Regions from separate parts of the Mus musculus genome. Here region 1 is linked to region 2. Evidence: chromatin loops called from intact Hi-C (ENCODE). Cell type or tissue: left cerebral cortex. All regions are shown on one strand.

Evidence for each region. Peaks named below come from ENCODE experiments on the same cell type or tissue, not always from the same donor. Only the 100,000 strongest peaks of a DNase experiment are listed, where the experiment ranks them.
Region 1: it touches region 2 in a loop (8-fold over the local background); 4 of 42 quality-filtered maps call a loop at or near these places.

The regions. Positions count from the first base shown.
Region 1 is chr9:56,685,032-56,693,031 of GRCm38, reverse strand. It overlaps a transcript of Lingo1 not described here. Among named protein-coding and RNA genes, the nearest start is that of Gm31642, 38 kb to the right of the region's middle. In left cerebral cortex, a CTCF peak has its summit at 4,764 (motif pointing left); DNase peaks (open chromatin) are centred at 4,654, 5,368 and 6,026; H3K27ac peaks cover 7,188 bases.
Region 2 is chr9:56,633,443-56,641,442 of GRCm38, reverse strand. It overlaps Lingo1 (leucine rich repeat and Ig domain containing 1), which reads left to right and starts at 5,795. Exons shown (of 2, transcript NM_001311076.1): 1 at 5,795-6,368. The coding sequence starts at 6,363. In left cerebral cortex, CTCF peaks have their summits at 2,993, 4,962 (motif pointing left) and 7,414; DNase peaks (open chromatin) are centred at 5,519, 6,231, 7,233, 7,743 and 4 more places; H3K4me3 peaks cover 3,982 bases; H3K27ac peaks cover 7,784 bases.

The sequences.
Region 1 (8,000 bases), 52 kb before region 2:
AGAGCCCCCCACCCCATCCCCCAGAGTTGTGCCTTCCTGTGGCTTATTTCTTATGCTCTGGTACAAAGCCTGGCACACAGTGATGTGGATTCCAAGATTTGGAACGGTATGTTGGAGGGGTAGCTCACAGGGACTCGGCTACAAGGAGACCTGGGGGCAAGCCTGAGGGTATAGAGGCCCATCTGGGTATATCCTGTCCCTGGCCATCCTTCCAGACTCCCAGGAGGGCCTGCTACATCTCCAGGAGTGCTGATGTGTGTAGGAAGAGCCAAGCTTCTGATACTGTGACCTCAGCTTTGGTCTTGTCCTTCTCCAACTTCCTGGATAGCATTCTAACCTGGTCTCATGGCTACCAACTAGCAGGCTGTTCAACCTGGATCAATGGGAGTTAATTAAACATTGTGTCTGAGATATTGGGGATGCTGAGGGGCAGACTCCAAAAGGCCTAGTTACCAGGATGGGTTAGGAGGCCAACTTTAGTGGGCACCTCTGTGCCTGGCAGGCACTAGACTAGTTTCTGTGAATTAGGAATATCCCTGTTTGCTGATGATAAGAGGAAGGCCAAGGAATGAAGGAGACTTTGAGGTCTTCAGCAGCAAATGTGAATGTCCAAGGAGACAAGGTTGGGCTTGAAGGAAGTGAATCTGACTTTGGAGGCTCCTATAAAGGTGCCAAAAGACATCTGAGTGCCCCTAACTAGCTTGAGTATAGAGCAAGTAGCCTAAGGTCAAAGTAGTGGGTAACTATTAGTCCAGACCGTGGGGTGTGTGCTGGTCTACAGAGTTCCCTGTGACTCCACGTCCCCTCTCACTATGGCCACCTAATGGGGCTCAGCCCAGTTCCATGTTAACTCTTACCCCTTACACCCTTCCTGCACACCCTCTCCCTTGGACGTAATGACTTTGCTGTTCCTGATCCAGGCCTCTGGCATCCTTTCAGCACTGGTTCATAGAGGCAAGCACCCTCCACCATGGCCACACCTCTCTTCCAACATCTCCATCTTCCCATTCTCTCTCCCTTCATCAGGAGATCAGCTTGACCTTGTGTCTGGGCCAACCCTTCCCAGATACTGTCTTCCACAGCATCTGCCTAACATCCACACCTCCCCTCCCCCCCCCCCCCCCCAGCTCCGAACAGCATCTCTAAGCCAGACTTTTTGATGGCCACCCTCTAAAACTTCTGGGCAGTGCGTTAGGGTCTTAGTTTCCCTGCTGAGCAGGCTTGAATGGTGGCTGTAATATAATGGACTGCCAATAAATGCTTGCCGAATTGTGGAACCAAGGGAGCAAGTTCTGGCTTGTGTGTGCCACCTGAGCATTGTGGAGATCAGAGTAGCTGATGTCTTACAAGGGCTTGGCAAGGCCTGGCTGTGTTGTATGAACAGCAGGCACCCAGGGTGCAGAAGAGGATTTCGCTGCCTCGTATTGAAAGTGCTGCTTCACTGTAGACTGCCTCTCCTCTCCATCCATTCACCTACCTATGGATGGTGAGCCATAGGCCCCACCCTCGCCTGCCCTCAGCTTCTTTTTCAGATTGGCTCACTGCCACCTTTTCCTTTGTAATCCATCCTCCACCTGGTGGCATCCAGCAAGATCTTTCTGAAGCACAAATTAGTCCCTGTCACTCCCCACTTAAAACCCTTCAAGCTCCTGATGGCTCTGAGGATAAGAGCTAAACCCCTTAGACCCTGAGGGAGGGGGATGGCCTCCCTCTCCAATCCATTGCTCTAGCCTGCCTGTCTGCAAAGGCCCCTCCTCATTGTTTCCTCCTCCAAATCTTTTCAAATTCTGTTCCTGGGGTCTTTCCCTGAATCCAGCTATGAACTGGATGCTCTTGTCACATTGCCAAGTCCCTTGGGCTTCCATTCACACAACCCCAGAATTGTCTCTACTTCCTAGCATGGCCCCAGTAGGATGTGGGTGCCCTAAGATTGGATCTTGAGTGTTTGTATTCTTACTTCTCACAAAGCATAACTGGACATTAACTGAATGAACGAATGAATGAATGAATGAGCAGCTCTCTCAGGTTGCAAGGATTCTGGGCTGGAACTTTATACCTGCCTGGGAAGGGGTTGGGAGGAATGAGGGGAACATAATGTGTTTCTGTGTGTTCTGGAAGTGGCCTTCCTTTGTGCATGTCCCTCTGGCTTCTTGCCTGGATGTGCCTCCAGAATGGCCCTCCTGGTACAGCATGTGCCCTGCAATAGCAGGAGCTGTGGTTTCAGAGAGGGGTCCTGAACTGTTCCCCTGGGAGGCATGGGGGCCCTGACCCTCACCCCACCTACACAGGTTCTCCTTTCCCTTGGACATTTCACTATACCTCTCTCTCCTCTCCCTCTCCCCCCCCCACTTCTCTCCTCAGCATCCATTCCCCACCTCCATGTCTCTCTAGCCTGACCCCACTGACCCAGGCCTGCCTTGGCCAGCTCCCTATTCTTGCATTTCTGGCTTCCTGGCCAGCTTTGCAGGGCTGGCCTCTGTTCTACAAATGCGACCATTCTGTGGGTCTAAGCCTTGCCTGACAAGCCAGCATATTTGGTTCCCAGCTCCTGCCAATCCCTGCCTTATAATTGTAAATCTATGCTATGTGCCAGACCTTGTGGGGGTAAGAAGAAAGGCATACTGCTTCTGGGTCCTCTAACCCATTGGCATCTTGCCTGACTGTGCCTCCAGAATGGCCCTTCTGGGCCACCATGTGCCCTGCAATAACAGAGGCTGCATCTTCAGTGAGAGACCCCAACTGTCTCCTTGGGTGGGCCCAGAGAGGAACTCACTGCAGGCGTGGAGGAAGTGGGGTCAGGGAAGGGATCACGGAGGCTTACTGGAGGAAGTTATGGTGTCTAGGTGGGTCAATGAGAGGAAGGAGAACAATGAGTCCTCACTGGGGAGCACCACTGCCTGCTCTGTGCTGTGCTCCACACCAGCCTCACACCAGGCACCAGCGGGTATAATTAGGTCCATCTAACATATAGAGAAACAGAGGCTTAAAGAGGCCCCAGGTCACCAGAGACATTGTCAGGCCTGGACTCTGGTCTGTTGTCATTTTAGACTCCTAAGAGAGGAAACTAGGGGAGAGACTGGAAGAGGGGAAGAGAAGCTGATCCTGTCACGTCCCACAAGACAGGCAAAGTGTCTGCTGACAGTGACTTCTGGGGGGAGGGGGTGTCTTCAGGTTGGTTTTGTTCCCTATCCCACCTACTGTGGGAGAGCCCTCACATGAGATACTCCACGGCCCCTCCCCCAAGAGGCAGGCACTTTGCCTATTCGGAGGATAATTCCCCATTATACAGAGATATTTAGCCTAATAGAAGCCGACAGATCATTCAGGGCAGTAATGTACTCCAGCTTCAAGCGGTTAGTTTCCTCAGCCTGAACTCCTAGATTAAAGACTCCTTGCCCATGCCGCCCCGCACTGGTGCCTATGACCTTGACTGCAGTAGTGGGGTAGGTTTCTCCCTCCCTAGCTCCCTCCTCTTGTTTTGCTGGTTTTCTTCTCTCTCTCTCTCTCTCCTCTCTCTCTCTCTCTCTCTCTCTCTCTCTCTCTCTCTCTCTCTCTCTCTCTCTCTCTCTCCTTTTAAAGATTTTCTTCTTAAATATTCAGCTGAAAGGCTATTGCTTAAACCCTGCATGCTTTGGAGACAGGCTCATTGTGTTTAGCTACCATCCTTCAGGGGGCCTGGCTGGGCCAGAGCTCTGGCTCAACCATGTGGTGCTGGAGGACATTGGGTGACTGGATCCTCTGGCTGGGTACGGGCAGAAAGGCTGGCAGATAGTCTCTACCCTCTCTGCCCAGATCCAGGCCCACAGAGACTTGGCTTGTTCTCTTCTCTAAGCGCTGAGAGTGAGTACCCCTAGAAAATGGAACCCAAGGTCTATGGATCCTAGAGGAGGGGTCTTCTGGGTTGGGACCCCCAACAGCCTGTGACCTGCTGGAGGAGGGCCTTGGCAGCCAGGGAGCGCTTCTTCTTCCAGGCCATGGTAGGCTAATCTTGGGGACGGGAGCTGGGGAGTTCTCTAGGTAAGATGCCCCTGAAAGATTCTGTGGCTGATATGCTGTAGAACCCTGGACTGACTGACCCCATTTCCTCTCTGGAGCTCACTTTCCTGTCTGCTAAATGGGATTATGCATTTTAATGTATTTGCTCCTGATGCCAGTGAGGAATGAATTGGAGAATAGGCGCTAGATTACAGTCATGTGACTAGCGGCTGGGCTGGGCACTACTTTGCTTTCAGTCTCCATCACACTCACTTTGGCCTGTGTAATCTAGTCTTGATTCAGTGCATAGACAGAATCTAAGAAATGCATGGCAGCAAGAACTTCCCTGTTCAGCGCAAATCCTCGTTCAGCATGTGGGCATCCCAGACTCCCTTGCAGCCTTCAGGGACAGACAGAGTTCACTCTTCATTTGGGACAGGGCTCTGCAATTCTTTCTTGCTGGGATTCTTTCATCCACCACGAATGCCACAATACTTGGTCAGAAACCAGGCTCCTGAGCCTTCTGCTGGAGACATTGGCATCCCTTCCCAATGATGTCTCTCTGAGCAGCCCTTCTGACAGGGTGATAGAGCATGGTTCTTTGGAAGTGGCTAGTACATTTCAAAAGCTGTTGTCAGGCTGGAGAGATGGCTCAATAGTTAATAGTTCTGGCTGCATTTTTCCAAGAACTCAGGTTCAAACATCCTAGCACCCACATGGCGGCTGACAACCATCTGTAACTCCAGTTCCAAAGTATCTGATGCCCTCTTCTGGCCTCTGCAGGCAACAGGCACACATATGGTATACAAGAATATGTAGGCAAAACACATATTATAAATAACATAAAAAACACATTAATTAATTAATTAAAAATTAAATTTAAAAAGAGTTTGAGTGGCTAATCACATGACTCCGAGAACTCTAAGCTACCCGGTAATTCTTATAGGCTCCACTTTGCATCTGGTTCTTGGAGCTACTCATAGGAACCACTCATATTCTAGAGACTCTTCTGTCTACTTTGCCCATTTATATAGCAAGTGGAGGGATTTGAGCAGGGACCTCTGCCTTCCCTATTAGCCCTCCTGGGCTGGGTCTACCTTCAAAGCCCCATCTGAGTCTGTCAATCTTGTTTCTGGCAGGATCTGCTAGTGCCATGAGAGCTTTTATGGAGCCAGTCTGACCATCCCGTCCACTTAAAGCCACTCTCCATAAGAGCCATTCACTCACAGATTTGGAATTGACTGTCTAACCACTGAGCTTCCTGGCCCCTAGGTTTCTGTTTAGTCCACGAGGCAGTTACACAAAGCCTTGCTCGTATGTGCTGGAGTCTCTGTCGTTACTTGGCATACCTCTATCCCTGTGAGTCTGGAACAAACTTCACAGACTCCCCCAGCCTGCCTATGTCTTTTCAGTGTTCTGCATAGCATTTCTAGAACTTTTTAGAACAGCTTGCTAGGAAGCTAACTAGCTCAAGCCCAGTTGGCCTTTTAGTCCTCTGCAGGGAGCCAAAGGAGCCGGATGTTGATGGTTATAGATGCCAGTCCTTGATGTCTCTCTTCTGAAGACTCTCTGTCCAACTTTTGGTTGGATGATGTGGTGGGGGGGGGGTGTATAAGACAGGGAATGGAGCCTTCAGAAATGAGATGGCCAACCCAGACCGCACAGCTAGCAAGGGCAGAGCAGGAAGGAACTCCAGGACACAGCCCAAGGTTCTGCCCCACACTGGCCCTGCCCTCAGCCCCACACTGTTTCCAATCACCCCTGCCTGTCCCTTCTCCAGACTCAGCCAGCATAGTCTTGAGCAGGCCCCTGCTGGGGCTCTTCTGAGCCACCCATCTGGTCCTGTCTAAGGGCTGGCTTGTCTCCTGTCAGTCTGAGGGTGAGGCCCACTCTGCCTTTTTCCTGTGTTCCCTGCACAGGATGAAAGAACAGAAAAGGGGTTCGGGAAGGAAGATGCGCCCCCAGGGACTGAGACTCAGGAGGGGTAGGCGGCTCCATGGGTGTCGCATCTGCTTCTTATTTTTCAGAGTTATTTTAAGCCAGTGGTCTGGTTGTAAGAGCAGCACGCGCCTGTGGATGTGGCTCTGGACTCACCCTCTTCCTCTTGTCTCCTTACCCCGCCTCCTCATCCCAGGCATCAGACAACTGCTGTTGGTGCTGCTCAGGCGGGCAGCCTCCTCCACACACTCTCCAGTCTTATCCCCTCCTCCTTGGGTGACTGTGACAGCCAGCCCACTGCCCCCCTTCCCCCCACCCCCCTTGCTCTGGGGGAAGCAGCCCAGGCTCCAGTTGGCAGCTTGAGAGGACTTTTAACAATGAAGAAAAACATCATTGCATTTATCTGGTTAAGGCCCTCCAGTGGCTTTTCTTGTTCTTGGGATCAGAGCCAAAGGCCCCATCTTGGCCTTCAGTGCCTCAGGCTCCTGGAAGCCTCACTTCCTGAAGCCTAAGTTCAGTTGTGGCCCCCTTCAGGAAGACCTCCCCTGACCCTCTGTCTAGAGCGTCCCCCTGTCCTTCTCCTGTTCCCTCCTCTGTGGCTGGATGTTAGGGTTGTCGCTGAGCTTGACACTCTTAGGAAGTGTCTTGTTTTTCTGCTTATTACCTGGCTTTGTGACAGGGCCAGACTCCTCTATGTCACGCCCTCATGCCCTCGTGTCGTGCATTGCTGGTACCTATGGCACACCTAGCACTTAGGACTTCCTCAAAAGCGTGGTGGTGGTGGTGGGGGGTACATTTCCTGTTCAATCATGTGAGGTCTTTCACCTCTTGGCCTTTATTGCTACAGCTGTGGACGGATGCTATTTGGCTGGCAGCCCCAGCCTCTGAGGTCATCTATGCCAGCCCTGGCGGAAAGGGAGTGAGTCAGGTGTGGATAGCAGCTCACCTTGGCATTCAGCTCCTGGAGTGTAGGCCAGGAGAGCTGCTGGGAGAGCTGCCTGCATCTCACTACTGAGAGACAGACTGCATTCACAGTCAAGGTCCCTAGACACAGTGGCAGCTTCAATTGGATACGTTTCCGTCTTTCTGTATATGGCCTTGGGTTTCAAGAACTTTCTTTGATACGTTCATTTCTTGAATTCCTAGCTTTCAATTGCTATGCATTATTTTTCCATGAAATAAAAAAAGAAGACAAAAATGTACCACTCCACCTCAATTATATCATGCCAAGGTGGTTCCTGTCTTGTCCCCTGGGCTTTTCTTATGAAGACAGTGCTAGGAGGTGGCCCAAGCGGCTCTTGACCTTAGGTGGATGGCTTCCTCCCTCTGACCCACAAAGGGGTCACTCCTTCATTATGAATGCTACCATAATGGCAGGGGGGGCGGATAGAAAGGTGTCTCCTTGGAGGAAGGAACAGCTCTGAACTTGAAGCCAGAGTCCTGAAGAGGTGACTTGACAAAGGCTAGCACCTCTGGAAGGGTCTGTTTGTATGGTTACTACACCCTGTCTCTCAGGCAGAAGTAGAGGGGGTGGCCCCTAGACAAGGATGGGTCAGTAGCATAGTGTGGTCTTCATGTTCAGACAGGAGGGTGCTAGGAACTCTGACTCTCCCTCCCTCACTTTAGGGAGGGTTCCTTGTACAGAGGTCCTACTGCCACCAGGGGAATCTGGGGGGAGAGGTAAGATGCCAAGCTAAAAAGGCAAAGGCAAGCCTGGCTGATCTTGCCTCAGATTTACACTGCTATTCCAATATTGCTGGCCCGGTTCCCATCCCTGTCCAGCCCCTCTGTCCCTCATGGACCCCTACAGATCTCCCCTGTTTCTCCTCTTTTCTAGGGATCCTAAGGCAATGTCCTGGTTCTTTTGAGTCTGTGGGCTGCAAAACTCTCAGGGCTCTGACCGGTCCAGGCCTGACCAGTCTTGAGCGGATTCCTGCCCCCACCTGGTTACAGAATCTCCTTGTGCTTCAGGATTCGGTCAAGCATTGGACCAATCACGGTAGGCACATCCCAATTGCCCCTTCTCCCCAGCTCTAGGGATACCTGAGTGTTCTTGGCCCTGCAAGAGGAAGGACACCTTTTAAAAC
Region 2 (8,000 bases):
TGCCAACTCGTATGGCTCTTGTGTCTGTCCGTATCATCATTTGTCATTCCCTTGTGTGATCATGCTGCACTCTGTCCATCATCCTGCCATTGAGAGGTACATCCAAGGCTTCTGACCCTTGCTGTTACAAAAAACCTTGTGGAGGACCTCTTGTTTCTCTGTGATGTGTACCCAGCACGGAGCTGCTGAGTAACAGACTGTGCATCCTCTCAGCCTTACCAGGGGGCAGCCTAGCTGCTGTGTAGTTCCTCACCCGTTGGCAGGAGGCACTTTGCCTGCATTAGCCCGTGCCCTGACCCATGGCGAGAGCAAGGAATGGTGGCACACATGTAACAGGCAGAGCATACATTAGTCAGGCGCTGCTTTGTAAAAAACCACACCTGCAGTAGCTTAGAACAAATAAATATGACCTCATAGATTGCTCGGGGAGGGAATACAAGTGAGGTAGACCTGGCATCTCTGAGTCAGGGTCTCTTGGGCACTCCAGTCAAGGTATCCAGAGAGCTGTGATCTTCCCAAGGCTCTACTCGGGGAACATTGCTCCTTTCTGAGTGAGCTTCTCACCAGAGCTGCTAGTGATACGGCAATGGATTCACTCATATAGGCAAACCACCATGGACAAAGAGCATCCAAGATGGAAGCTGTACCGTTTTTATAATCTTATATCCCAAGTGACATCCTGTCCCTTCGCCATATTCTACTCCTCAGAAATGAGTCAGGGAGTGGACATGTTGCTCAGGGTTAGAGCTCTTGTCTGGCCTGTGTGAATCCCTGGGACAACAGGAGGGGAGGGAGCAGGAGTCAGTTGGTCCATCTGCACTCAGGGGAGGGTTGGGATAACACAGTGAGAGTCTGTAGGGTAGAAGTAGTCACTGGGAGTCATCTTAGGTCTGCCTAAGGGCTGGGCAGCTGAAGCTTGGGAACTGAAGTGACCTGTCCAGGGTCACATAACAATTAGAGAGAGTATCAGAACTAGAACAGGAGGCTGTTCGGGTGCCTCTGAATCTACTACACTGCCTTTGACCTCAGATAATAACAGGTTCTGAGCTAAGTTAATAGACAAGTCTCCAGCACATCGGAACTCAAGATGAGTGCTTAATGAATGGATTTGCTAACAGTGCTGCCTGTTTGCACGCATTAGCTCAAATTTCTCCTCATGTCTCCATGGGGACTGCCAAGCCCAGGCCCTTAGGAGCAGCTGTTCTGCCAAGCACAGAGCCCAGGGTCCCAAAGAGCTGCAGAGTGGCCCCTCTATACAAATAACTATTTAGATTTGCATTTTATGTTTTGCTCCCAATTTAACCTTTTTCTCCCCAGTGAAGAAAACATTTCTCTGGCTCCTCCCATTCCAGGGTAACTCAAGGTTAGGAGCATCCTTGGGTCTTTCCTTAGGGGCTTTGGAGTGGGCAGGGACTCACTGATTGACTTCAGACAGAGTTCTTGTTTTTCAGGCCCCAGGGATGGCACAGGCGGCCTTCCAACCCTGCCAAGGCTTCTGCTGAAGTCTCAGAGCCTCCCAGCCTCGCCTCGGTGCTTAGCACCCCCAGAGGGCTACTGACTGCTCTGGTCCAGCTATGGCACCACAACCTCAGCCCTGAGTGAAGCTGTGACCACAAGGTCTCACAGCCTGGCCACAGGGCTACTTCCAAAAGCAGGGACTTTTCACCCAGCTCCTTCAGGTCCCCACTCCTTTTTCTGCTTCACAACTGCACCATCATGGGACTCTGACCTATGGATTAACTGCCAGGTCCCAATCCACTTTCCTCCAGCCTGAATCCCTAGGACTTCATTATGCTACGGACTCCGTAACACTGACATAAAGTGCTGCAGAGCATGGGGTAGTCTGGGGCCTCTGTTGTAGCTCCTGGGTATACAATGCCCCTGATTATAGAACTCAGCTTTCTAGGAGCATAGTATTTTCCTCTAAGGAACTCAGGAGCCTTACCCCAGTGTCCTCAAAGTCTAGGCAGAGCTAAAGAGTCCTGAGGCCTCAGCATCTGAGGGAACTTTGGCCCAGAGAGGGGTAGTTCCCTTAAAGGTCACACAGCAATGTAATAGTTAGCTTGTGACATAAAACAGAACATGAGGTTCACCTGAGCACCCAGCTCTAAAGGCCTTGAGTGTGGGCACTGCCTCTTCACCCCCTATTCCATGCCTACTGCTTCTCACCCAGCTTCCGCCGACTCCTAGCTCCTCAGCTCCGTTTTTCTTGCTAATTAGAGGTCTCAGCAATGACTCTGCTGTCCCAGCCATTTTAGAGCCGTCATTAATTTCAAGTGCCTTCAGAAATAACCATCATCGTAAAACCCTATGAGCTGCTGGGATGCAAGCAGGCAGGACCAGCAGACACAGACACGGAGGCAGGCTTGTGTGTGCCACCCTCTCCAGTCTGTGCCTCAGGGGATCCCTGTTCCTGCTAGGGCCCTGCCTGCCTGCTGAAACCTCAGCCCCAAGGGTGAGAGAGCAACAGAGCTGGGACGGCACAGTGAACACTCACAACCGAAGCCCCGCCTGGCCTCTCTCAAGCAGGATAACGTGGGCAATGCAGCAATCCATCCAAGCATCGACTCTCTCGTTGATATGACAGGATCTACAAGCTCAATCCTTCTTTGTTTCATTGCTTTTATTTTATTTCATTTTGAGACAGATGTCTTGGGGACTTGCAGCAACCCCACCCCCACACCCCACTGCCTCAGTTTCCTGGACTCTGGGAACACAGGTGTGAGCCACCACAGCTGGCGGCTGTGCCAGTCATGAGAGGAAGGAAAGCAGAGCTCAGAGCCCTTGCAGGCTGGTTGATGTGTTTTAGAAGGCAGTCCTCTCCTCCGCCTGCCCTGGAAAGCTTACTCCAGCCCCTGCTCTGTGGCCTGAATTCAGGCTACAGAAGACTGGTTCCTTGAAACCATTGGCTCCTACTTTGTTAGCTCTTTCCTAGTTGTACATGGGAGACCAGGATGTCCTCCGTGCCCATTCGCTCTTGGGAGCTCCTAGTGGATGGACAGAGAACAACACAGGGGCCTTGCTTAAGGCCATTAAGTCTGGGGAGGGAGGCAGGCACAGAAGAGATGGATATTCATTTGTTCTTGAAACACAATTACTACCTAGGAGGTAGACCAACAAAAGCCTGGAGGTGTCCGTGAACATCCCTTGGCTGTAGTTCTGTTTCTAGCAAAGTCCCCAAACTAGACCATCCTGATGCTTCACAGGCGGCCCTAGGACCTGTGAGAGCACTGGTGAGGGCCACCCCACCAGTCATCTGGCTAAGGAAAGGATCCAGTGTTAGCCTCCTCCCTTCGTGGTCAGAATGATAAGGTCAGGGACCAGGCCCCAGCAGAGCCCTTACAAAGGCTTCTTCGGGTATAGTGCCCTACCCGTCCCAAGTCTCCCTTTCCCATTGCTTCCTCTGGTGGAATAAGATGGAGAATCTGAGAGGGGTCATTTCTTCAGGATACATAGAGAAAGAACAATTGCTGGACTACCACACAATGGAGGAGTAAGGCTTCAAGGTAGCAGTGATGTCTCCTCCATCGTCCCAGGACACCGAGAGAAGATGGGTAGATGGGCACCGCAAGATCCCAGCCTAGCACACCAGCTTCCTCATCTAGCAGCTGGAGACTGAGGGTGGGGGCGATGGACTCTCCCCCATTTCCCCGACCAGATCACTGAGGCAGGGAGCAGGTGAGTCGGGGGCGGAGATCTGCGGTGGCCGCGCCTTGCCTGCGTCAGTCGCCGCACCAGGAATAGCCCCCGCCCCCGCCCCCGCCCCCGCCCCGCATCGGGTCTGGCAGAGCCTTTACGCAGGAGCTAGGGAGCGTCTATTCCTGTCGGGCTGTGGGAGGAGGCGGCGAGGGAGGGCGGGAGCTCACCAGTAACTCACAAACAGCCGGGGTGGGGGAGCTGGGGAGACTGGGAAGGGGGTGCAAGGATCACGGAATCGGGGGACCCAAGAGCCGCCTGCGCTAGGCTCTGGAAGGGAGGAGACTCGTGTGGCCGCCCCACCTCCCCTCCTACCAGTAAGTCCCTCTGCCAAGCCTGCCTCCCACTGGTTTACTCAGCCCTGGAAAGCCATTCAAATTCCCTTTCCACGGTTTACAAGCTGTGTGACCGTGGCCAAGTCACGTAACCTTTCCGAGCCTGGGGTTCCTGCTCTTTATTTTCAGGGGAGTAGTAGTGCCTCTTCCTGAGGTTGTTGGAAGAAGAATGTAAGATGCAAGGAGCATCACTGACACCTGCAGGGAAAGGGCTCTAGGTAGGCCTGAGATATGGACATAGACAGAAGGCAGGAATGTCCCAAGCAGTGGTGTGCCAGTGAGGCTGAGAGGTATCCAAGATCGGTTTCGCTGGAACAGGTTTGTGCAACTCTTTGGACTATGTGTGTAAGGCTGGTCTGTGGAAATCAAGACAGTGCTGGGGGTGGGAACTTGAAGCTGGCCTCTCCAAGCCAGCCAGGTATCTCCGAAATGTCAGTCTGGTTCCTTGGAAGGAGAACGAGGTACTGGGAACGGGATCCTTGCCCACCCCAGAAAGACAGGCCTTGCGCTGGTCTCTTCCTGCCCTGCTCAGCTTCCTTCTTTGCCTGCCTACAAACTATCGGGAGTGCTGAGGTGCTAATGGGGAGAAGGGAACTCTGCCTTGTGGTGTCTTCATTGATGGTTATTCTAATCAATCTGGCATGGTTTTAAGGGGCATCTGGCTTCAAGCAGATGGAAAGAGGTGCAGTAGATAGATGAGGTCCCAACGGGTTGCCTGCCTACACCGCAGCCCTTGCCAGGCCACCCTGCCAGGCTAGTCTCTGATCTGTGGCCCAAGAAGAGTTTGGGTCTCTATGTAAAGGTCTTGTTCTGTGGAGCCATCTGAAGATGTGGTACCCACCAAACTCAGTATTTATTTTAGGGAGTTAGATGGTAAATAGCTAAGCCCAGACCGAGGATCTATACTGCCCTCTGCTGGTCACTTGGTAGAGTGCCACCGTCCGGAGCCTGGCAGATAGGCCTGCTGCCCTCTGCTGGACAGGAAACCCGACGGGGAGGGGACTGGGATGCTAAAGCAGATTCTAGACCTGGCCTCCCGGTAGACCCACTTAGCCAGCTCGGCTTCCACATCCCCTTCCTGTGCTTCCCGGCGGCCGGCCTCACCCTAAGATCCCTAGGAAGCAATGGTGGTGGTGGTGTGGTGTGGTGTGGTGTATGTGTGTGTGTGTGTGTGTGTGTGTGGTGGGGGGTGTCCTGGACATTTCGAGAGGAGGGGTCAAGACCTGACCCTCCTCAAGCTGTCCTCTAAACAACCGTGATCAGGTTGGGGGGTGTGGGGGCTGTCTGTCCACGTGCGTGTGTCGGTCCACACGGCAGTGTGCAGTGACCCCAGTTAACACGTGTGAACACACGCGCTCACATGCACACGCATGTGGCCAGAGACAATCAAACGCGAATGGGTGCACGCACTCTGGGAAGACCGCGGGCTGGGCTGGCTTAAGACTTGCTGGAGCCTGGGACCCAGAGGGGCGCTGCGTGGTGCAGGGCGGGAGCGCGGGGGCGCCGGCCCGGGAGCGTTCTTCGTCTGCGCCCCGCTGCCACTCTCGCTGCGCCCTGGGCGCTGGGCAGCTGCTGGGGCGCTCCTCCATCTTCGTCCGGTTCTCTGAAAGAAGGACCCCCACCCAGGTTTTGCGGCCGCGCCTTCTCTCTCCTCCCCCGCCCGGCTCCAGAGCTCGCTCACTAGCTCCCTCCCTCCCTCCCTCTGTCCCTCCTCCCTCCCTGGCTCGCTGCTCGCTCCTCTCGCTCCCTCCCCACGCCGCGGCAGAGCGCGGAGCCCGAGCGGGAGCCGGCGCGGGAGCCGGAGCGGGCGGCAGCTCAGGAGGCGGCCGGACCTGGACCCGTCCCGGTCCCGGAGCGCGCGGAGTCCCCACCCGCGCCGCTCGGGCCCCTCTCCCGACGCGGGGCTCAGAGCAGCATGCGCGGCAGCTGCCCACCGGTCCCAGCCCTGGCCCCGGCCCCGCTGCAGAGAACGCCCGGCCTCGACCCCGGCCCCAGCGGTAGAGGCGGTGGCGGCCGCTCCCGGCCGGCCCAAGGGACAGAGCCAGGCTCCGGGAGCCCGCAACACTCGTCCTGAGAGCCCCGGCTCCTCAGCCCGCTACGGCCAGGGCCTCGGCCTCCGCCCCCGACTCCCGAGCTCCTGCCCTAGAGTCGACTGGGCTCCCGCCCGCGTGGGACAGACAGACGGACAGCCAGCCCTGCGAGGGCGCGCGGACCGGGCGGAGGTGTTGTAGGAGGAGACCGAGGAGGGGGGCTGGGCTGGGGCTGGGGCCGCGCCGGCAAGAGAGACATGCGATTGGTGACCAAGCCGAGCGGACGGACAGCGCGCCCGAGATGCAGGTGAGCCCCTCCGTCTTGGCCGAGCCCGAGTCGGCAGCCCTGCGGCGAGCTGGGAGCTGGAAGCTGCTGTCGGCCCAGGCTTCACCCTCATGGGGCTATGTAGGGCACCTTGTACCGCCCAGACCCCCTTTGGGGTCGCAGGCCTGACCCTCAAGTTTCAAATGATTTTCCCATTTCCGTTCCGCTGGTCCTAACAGATCCCTGGTTGGCAAGCTGGGACCCGTGGTCAAGGAGAGATCCCTACCATTCCTTTCCATTCCTGCCCTGGTGCCCCCTAAATCATCCTCCCATTCTGGGCAGTGGTCACCCAAGAGGATATGTTCTCTCAGCTCTGGGTGAGTCCCTTTCGGTGGACCAGAGACCACTCCCCAGCCCTGGCTAATACCCTTAAGCTTGAGGACACAGCTAGCAAACAGTTTCTCCCCAGGCTCTAGGATTGCCCCTCTCTCCACAGGAACCTTGTCAGCCTCTTTCTGGCTCCTTTCTCGCTCCGCCTGGATGAAAGGGAGGTGGAGGGCGGAAGAAAAGGGAGGGGGGAGTCCAGTTGAGGAAGACCCAGGAACCTTCGGGGCTCCCCTTTGTCTTCGTTCAGCCGGGCTTCTCACCTCCTCCTGCCCCACTTTTCATTCCTAGGGAAATGGGTGGGAAGTGGGAGCCTGCTGAGAAGGGGGGAGGTGAGGAAGGAGCCTCCTGTGTGTGTCCCCCCAAACGCACCCTATTCGGGTGGGTTTTGGGCTTCCTGCCCTCTAAGACACCCAGATGTTTCTTTCTGGGCGGGTCCCACTTTGAGAAGGGGAGGGGCCAGGCAGGTAGGCAGTCCCCTGGGTCTCTTATTGCTGGGGTCCCTGACCAGCCCCTGACCAGCTCTTGTTGTGGCGGCACCTCCCCTTTGTTCTCAAATGCCCTGTGGTGGGTGGTGTGGCGACTGGGGCACATGGAAGATGGGAACAGCTATGCCCTGGTGGGTGGGAGTGCAAGAGGCCTGCGGTGGGGGCAAGACCATCTGGGCCAGCCCCTTTCTGCCAGCCCAGCCTTTCCTCAGTCTTTGGCTGGGCTTGGACAGCCAGAGGGCGCCCAGCTCTCCTGGTTCCGGGCTCTGGGCTCAGCCCTGATGGCCATTATGCCAACGACTTTAGCACAGGCATCGGTGCCAGGGGAGTTCGAGGGCACCAAGCCGGCAGAGAGCCTGGGGTTTCCCTGACCTCACAGACTACTAGTGAGGGGCGGGGGATGTTCCACTGCTCCTGGCCTTTTGTCCTTGTGTGGGCCAAGAGGGGTGCAGAGTCCTCAGCCACTGGAAGGATGTTGGCACCTGGTTTGCTGGGAGGCGAGACAGGGGTGGGGGGTGATAGAAAGGAGAAGCAAAGAGAGCATCAGAGCCACACTGAAGGTGCCAGGGAAAAGGCACGTGGTCTCAGAAGGCCCGAGGGCAACACCCAATTGCCTCAGTCAAAGAAGGGCAGGACCCCCACACCTGGTACAGCTCTTGGCTCTGTACCCCTTCCCCATCCCTAGCTGAAGTGTGTATGAGATGGCCTTGGGTAGGGCTCCATCAAGACCCTGATGCTCCCTAGACCTGGAGCAAGTGAGGGTTAGGAAGCAGCTTTTACCAGATGGGTGTGTGCCTCACGC